2 separate regions of the Homo sapiens genome follow, and region 1 is linked to region 2. The links are chromatin contacts, found by Hi-C or POLR2A ChIA-PET in ENCODE. All regions are on one chromosome and are shown on one strand. Each heading gives the region's core, a stretch centred on a gene start or an enhancer-like site at or near the end of the contact. The rest is flanking DNA. Distances are from core to core; before and after follow the strand shown. Region 1 has its middle 230 kb from the start of LINC00474. Region 2 overlaps LOC105376235 (a long non-coding RNA gene).

The links. Hi-C counts contacts between places; a loop is a spot of excess contacts on that map. ChIA-PET counts read pairs that join two places held with the same protein, here RNA polymerase II (POLR2A). Pooled maps may share reads with other maps.
Region 1: a map of MCF 10A shows a loop between it and region 2 (25-fold over the local background). The contact joins two enhancer-like sites. A Hi-C loop is called at or near these places in 4 of 168 maps with a recorded cell type or tissue (IMR-90, MCF 10A, ascending aorta and 1 more), 1 of 37 single-sample maps with no recorded cell type and 5 of 50 pooled maps. POLR2A ChIA-PET finds 5 or more read pairs at or near these places in 1 of 52 experiments (H1).

Annotation. Positions count from the first base shown.
Region 1 is chr9:115,689,884-115,693,429 of GRCh38, forward strand. No RefSeq gene overlaps it. Among named protein-coding and RNA genes, the nearest start is that of LINC00474, 230 kb to the right of the region's middle. RefSeq lists an enhancer at 1,054-2,253. Within about 2 kb of position 1,993, at least 6 of the 41 ENCODE cell types and tissues checked have a DNase peak (open chromatin) inside an H3K27ac peak, as active enhancers do; they include IMR-90, where a contact is called at or near this core.
Region 2 is chr9:115,639,208-115,642,632 of GRCh38, forward strand. All of the region lies in intron 2 of LOC105376235 (a long non-coding RNA gene), which reads left to right. Among named protein-coding and RNA genes, the nearest start is that of LINC00474, 280 kb to the right of the region's middle. Within about 2 kb of position 1,829, at least 3 of the 41 ENCODE cell types and tissues checked have a DNase peak (open chromatin) inside an H3K27ac peak, as active enhancers do; they include IMR-90, where a contact is called at or near this core.

The DNA.
Region 1 (3,546 bases), core at 743-3,242, 51 kb after region 2:
TGTAAACAGGATGGCAGGCAGCAATATTTAACCTCTTTAAGCGAGCAAACTTTTCCTCAATACATTTAAAACACAATTTATACATAGAGAGATGACATGCTAGTTACAGATTATTCTTATCTATTTATTATAGCAGGTCCCTATGGTGATTTCTACCTATGGGACTTAGCTTAGTTTGACCCAATGTATGTGCTCCTGAGAGAAGTCAGTTTCATTTATTTTGTAATCATCAAACTTTTAAAATATTGATACTAACTTGGACAGGCCATGAGTGCCATAATTAGTTCCATTTAATAACCTGTGACTTTATTTTTATCAAGAAAGAAACACAATGTTTTTAGTAGACTATGAAGTAGAATAAAGAGTGGATATGGAAACAAGAGATCTTGGGTTTAAGCCCCTGTTCTTCTGTTTCTTACTTATGTTACCTTTTACATAGTTGAGGTCAGGTGAGAATTATTATCCTAAGACCATTTCTGGTAAGAATCAAGATAGCTCTGCTGTGGGATTCCCAGGGATGATATAAAGATTAACTGTGCTAAGTGAAAGTGCATTGTGCACTATGAAACAGTATCAGAATATAAAGTAATTCTATTATTAATTTTAGTATTATTAAAAATTAAAAACTTAAGCAAAGAGGCTATTTTTTCATAAGCCAACTATTTTTTCTCATATATACCACTGTTTGACCCTTTCTTGATAATACATTGTCCTAGCTGAAATTGTTAGGAGATTTCATTTCATGCCGGTAAACACAGCCTCCAGTTTGTGGCACTGCTACTGTGGATTCCTCAATTTCTGTTGTATGTACTATTCATCTATGTATCCAAACTACTTCACACATAGTAGGCACTCAGTACAGGATTGATAGACCTATAACTGAACAAATGAGAAAGATGAGGACTTATATAAAAACAGATGGAGTTAAAAATTTTTATTGGACACAAGATCATGGTACTAGCAACTCCCCCATCTGAAAAGAAGCTGTCATAGTCATGGTCCCTGCTACACAGGAAGCTGTCATTTCCACCAGCTGAATGATTTATAACAATTTATTGAAATTGGGATGGGCACCAGATCCAAGGACAGATACATCCATAGATTAGCTAGGCAGCAAGGCTGTGTCATGAATCTCATCTTCCTTGACCACAGAAGGAAAGGCAAGAAGTAACCACTCAATCCAAAGCCAGGTCAATCAGACACCCTTACCACAAACATTCTATTTCATCTTGTCCTTGATAACACAATCTGATGTTTGTACAAGAATCAATTGTTTAGGAAAGTTGACTCTATTCCCCTGATCACATTTAAAACATGATTAGTCTAAGTCAAACATAGTAGTCTCATTCCCCTTGTCAGCATTTGGCTTAGTCATAGCATGTGTCATAATTCCGGTTAATGAAATGTGAGGTTGATGTGGGAAAGTCTCCGGGTGAACTTCTGGAAAAGGTTTCTTCATTCTTAAAAAGAAAACTTAGTAAGAGCAGTGCCTTCTTACACACGATGTTGCTATGTCTGGCTAAGATGGCTTAGATAGGATACAGTAATGATCATGAGGAGGAGTTAGCCCTAGAACAAAGCCACCACGCTGAGCATAGCAGATCAGATTCACGTATAGAACCTAGATCCTTGGGTCATCAATGGGATTTGCAGGGATGATATAAAGATTAACTGGCCCAGAAAGGCCCTATTTCAGGACTTTATGTTATTAGATAACAGACTTTCCTTATTGTTTAAGCCAATTGAATCAGGGTTTTCTGTTATTTGTAACTAACAACACAGTAACAAATACAGCAAATTTAGACACAGACCAACTACCTATGTTGCTGTCACATGCAGACATGCAGAAGGATAATCTAACTTTTAATTCTTTTTTCTTTTTCAGAAATTAGAATTTGAAACAACGGAAAGAGAGAAATTTTAGGTTAGTAGCTAAATCCCCAAGGATACTAATTAGAGAAAGATGTTGGAATTGCCTTAATGAGTCACTGCCAACGCAAGTCCTAAGGAAGCAAAGACTGTGAGTAAGCAAAGGTAGCCAGCTGCTGGGAAGAGGACAATAGAGGAAAAGGTCAGAGGGACTTTAAAAGACTGACTGTGGGCTCCCTGAGGGAAGGAGGGATGGAGAGAGTATCGGGTCCTATAGAATACCTTAATTGTTTTTATGACTTCTCTTTTCCATATCCAGTTCACATGTACTCCTTTCTGTGCATTAAATTGAGTTTCTATTGGCTTCTTTGTAACAAAAAGAACTGAACAGAAACACATATCTATTGGACAAAGAGCAATAAAATGATATAATAACTGTATCTGAGGGTTTTTTCATTTTAAAGAATAAAACAAAACAAAAATCAAACAAAAAAAACCATCTATCTGATGTTGCTCCACTCCCAACAGCATCACTAACCGGTATGTACCCAGCTTCAGCTAAATATCCCTAAAACACCTCTTACTTTCCAAGGCAAAGTCTCCCACTGTTGAGTCGTGTTGACTGATAAAAAGTTCCCTCTGGGGTAAAAAAATGAAATTAGTTTTACCTATCCTGGGGTCACCTCCAAATACATATGCCTGTAATGTATTTCAATTAGAATACATTACACACTCCCTGTCACCTTCACTAGGAGAAAATCAGCAAAGTCAACCAGCATTTTTAGTTGTCACAACTAAAAGGTACTCCTAGCATCTGGTAGGCGGAGGCCAGGGATGCTGCTAAACATCCTACAATGGACAGGACAGCCTCTCACAACAAAGAATTTCCAGCCCAAAATGTCAACTTTGCCAAAGTAGAAAAGCCCTGTACTAAAGGAGACCTTCCATATAATAGACGGAACCCCCTCTTAGAAGAGAGGCCTTAGAAATGCTATGGTTTTGGAGCTTTTCTATTGAGCCCCTCATATTTTCCATCAACAGCAAGGCCCAGGTATTAATTATATGGTCTTATTCTGTGACCTGGTTTGTCATTCCTGAAATAGCTAAAAGTAAAACAGATGTCATTTCAATATCAAGAAGCAGTGGAACAGAAAGTGCCAAGGAGCAGGTGTATCAGATACTCAGAGGTGGTAAAGTCATGGCTGTCCATGCTTTGGAGCTAGGGCATCTACAATGCAAAGGAAGATTTTAAATGTGAATTTTGTGTTCTGGTCTATGAGTAGATGATTCACGACACTAGTTTGAAAATGCCTGAGTAATAACTTGACTTTGTTTCTGCACTGGACATCTGTTGTTTTTGTTCACTGGCATCACTTCCCTTTTCTTTTTTTCTTTCTTTTTTTTTTTCTTTTTTTTTTTTTTTTTTTTTTTTGAGACACAGTCTTGCTCTGTCCCCCAGGCTGGAGTGCAATGGCATGATCTCGGCTCACTGCAACCTCCACCTCCCAGGTTCTAGCGATTCTCCTGCCTCAGCCTCCTGAGTAGCTGGGAATGCATGCGCATGCCACCACGTCTGGCCAATTTTATTTTAACTAGAGACAGGGTTTCATCATGTTGGCCAAGCTGGTCTCGAACTCCCGACCTCAGGTGATTCCTCTGCCTCAGCCTCCCAAAGTG
Region 2 (3,425 bases), core at 579-3,078:
ATGTAAACTTTTGTCTCTATTGGTTCATAAATTCTGACTTTCTCCATATCCTATTCTTCAGCAAATTATTCTGATTTTTATCCTCTGAATATCTCTCATATCAGTTTTTCTTCTCTTCATCCATTTGCTGTGGTCATGAGCCAAACTCTTATTACCTTACCTATGTCTCTCCACTTCTTTTTTTCTTTTATTTATTTATTTTTAATATATTTAGGGGGTACATGTGCAGGTTTCCTACATGCATATATTGGGTACTGGGAAAGTCTGGGTTTTAAGAATGCTTGTGATTTTTGCACATTGATTTTGTATCCTGAGACTTTGCTGAAGTTGCTTATCAACTTAAGGAGATTTTGGGCTGAGACGACTGAGTTTTCTAGATATACAATCATGTCATCTGCAAACAGGGACAATTTGACTTCCTCTTTTCCTAATTGAATACCCTTTATTTCCTTCTCCTGCCTGATTGCCCTGGCCAGAACTTCCAACACTATGTTGAATAGGAGTGGTGAGAGAGGGCATCCCTGGTGATCATTAAAAAGTCAGGAAACAACAGGTGCTGGAGAGGATGTGGAGAAATAGGAACACTTTTACACTGTTGGTGGGACTGTAAACTAGTTCAACCATTGTGGAAGTCAGTGTGGCGATTCCTCAGGGATCTAGAACCAGAAATACCATTTGACCCAGCCATCCCATTACTGGGTATATACCCAAAGAATTATAAATCATGCTGTTATAAAGACACATGCACACGTATGTTTATTGCGGCACTATTCACAATAGCAAAGACTTGGAACCAACCCAAATGTCCAACAACAATAGACTGGATTAAGAAAATGTGGCACATATACACCATGGAATACTATGCAGCCATAAAAAATGATGAGTTCATGTCCTTTTTAAGGACATGGATGAAACTGGAAACCATCATTCTCAGCAAACTATCACAAGGTTAAAAAACCAAACACCGGATGTTCTCACTCATAGGTGGGAATTGAACAATGAGAACACATGGACACAGGAAGAGGAACATCACACACCGGGGACTGTTGTGGGGTGGGGGGAGGGGGGAGGGATAGCATTAGGAGATATACCTAATGCTAAATGATGACTTAATGGGTGCAGCACACCAACATGGCACATGTATACATATGTAACAAACCTGCACGTTGTGCACATGTACCCTAAAACTTAAAAGTATAATAATAATAAAAAATAAATAATAAATAATAAAAAAGAAAGTCTGGGTTTTTAGTGTACCCATCATCTGTATAGTGAATATTATACCCTAAAGGTAGTTTTTCAACCCTCATCCCTTTCCCATCTTCCTCCCTTTTGTATACTTCAATGTCTATTATTCCACTCTATATGTCCATGTGTACCCACTGTTTAGCTCCCACTTATAAGTGAGAACATGTGGTATTTGACTTTCTGTTTCTGAGTTATTTAACTGAGGATAATGGCCTCAAATTCCAACTATGTTGCTGCAAAAGATATGCTTTCTTTCTTTTCTATGTCTGAGCAGTATCCCATGGTACATATACCACATTTTCATTATTCAGTCCTCTCCTGATGGACACTTAAGCTGTTGATTCCATATCTTTGCTATTGTAAATAGTGCTGCAATAAACAGACAAATGCAGGTGTCTTTTTTATGTAATGATTTATTTCCCTTTAGTCATATACCCAGTACTGGGATTGCTAGATTGAATGGTAGTTCTATTTTAGCTCTTTGAGAAATCTCTATACTGTTTTCCATAAAGGCTGTACTACTTTACATTCCCACCAACAATGTATAAGCATTCCCTTGCCTTTGTATGCTTGCTAATATCTGTGGTTTTTAGACTTTTTATTAAGTCATTCTGACTGGTGCAAGCTGGTATCTCATTGTGGTTTTAATTTGCATTTCTCTGATGATTAATGATGTTGAGTATGTTTTCTTATGCTGGTTTGCCGCTTGTATGTCTTGTTTTGAAAATGTCTGTTCATGTCCTTTGCCCACTTTTTAATAGAGTTATTTGTTCTTTTCTTGTCGAATTGTTTGAATTCCTTGTAGATTCTGGATATTAGCCCTTCACTGGGTGTATAGTTTGCAAATATTTTTTCCCATTCTGTGAAATGTCTATTTACTTTGTTGATTGTTTCTTTTGCTGTGCAGAAGCTCTTTCATTTAATTAAGTCCCATTTGTCTATTTTTGGTTTTGTTGTGTTTGCTTTTGAGAACTTGGTTATAATTTTTTTTTTTTTGCCAAGGCCAATGTCCAGAAGAGTATTCTCTATGTTTTCTTTTAGGATTTTTATAGATTCAGGTCTTATGTTTAGGTCCACCTCTTGTTTTTTCTGTCTTAATTTCATGCTATACTTTGCCAGATGAATCTTTTTATATCCCAGTTCTGGTCAAGTCTCAATCAAAATTAGTCCATCCTTTCCAAGCAACTATAGAAGAGATTATAAACTCCCAGGTTTGAGATTCCAGGTCCTTCAAACTTCCCATGGTTTGCTCTGCCAAATTTATGCCCTGAAATCCTTTACCTGGTCACTTGCACCTGAACCAAATGACTGCCTTTGTTTTCTGTCACTATTCTTTTGAGTTTCCTTTGCTGGAATCCTCCTTGTTTCCATGCTCAAACTATGCTTGTTTACATCTTCAGCTCAAATGTATGCTCTTCCATGAAGATCCCCAATGATCTCCAACCTCACTGTAAAACATGGCCCTTCAAATTTTCAGCCAGAAATGTCCTCCAGAGTTTTGGATTCCATTCTCCTTTTCTTTTCTCCTGCAAAATATTGGTTTATTCAATTATTTAAAACGTTAATTTGCGGTGGCTATGTTTCATTTCTCACATTATTTCCCAGTGCCTAGCACAGTGCTTCACACACAAGAGCCTAATAAACCTCCTTGGAATAAATTGGTTATTCTGAGAATTTCAGCGAAGAGAAAGTTTGTCAAAAGTGTTGAAGGTAGCTCTGATAGAAACAAAAATAATCCCTGAATAATGGTTAATTCATAAAGTAATTTATATGGAGAAAAGACAAACCTAGAACAGTTTTTTCTCTTAATGTTTATCTTTGAAGGCCTCATGTGCATTACTGTTATGAGTGGCTTGGTCTTGCTCAAAATGGTTTTGTTTTTTCTTCTTTTCCCTGGCCCTCCCCCACCTCCTTTTCTTTTCACAATGTTCTTAAAAAGTTGAGAATGGTTTATCTTAGCATTTGTAAGTTTATTTGTGGATGCAATTGTGAAGCTCATCATGTCAGTTTTATGAGAAGTCTGAGTCCATTGTCCTTAGAAAACGAAAATGATTAACATTGATTTGTTTTGTTACCCAATTGTTTAAATTATAATAACTCTCCATCAGGGTTTTTTAAGTACAGCTGTGTTTATGGATTAAGATCTACTGACTCAAATATTTACAGTGTTCCAAAAA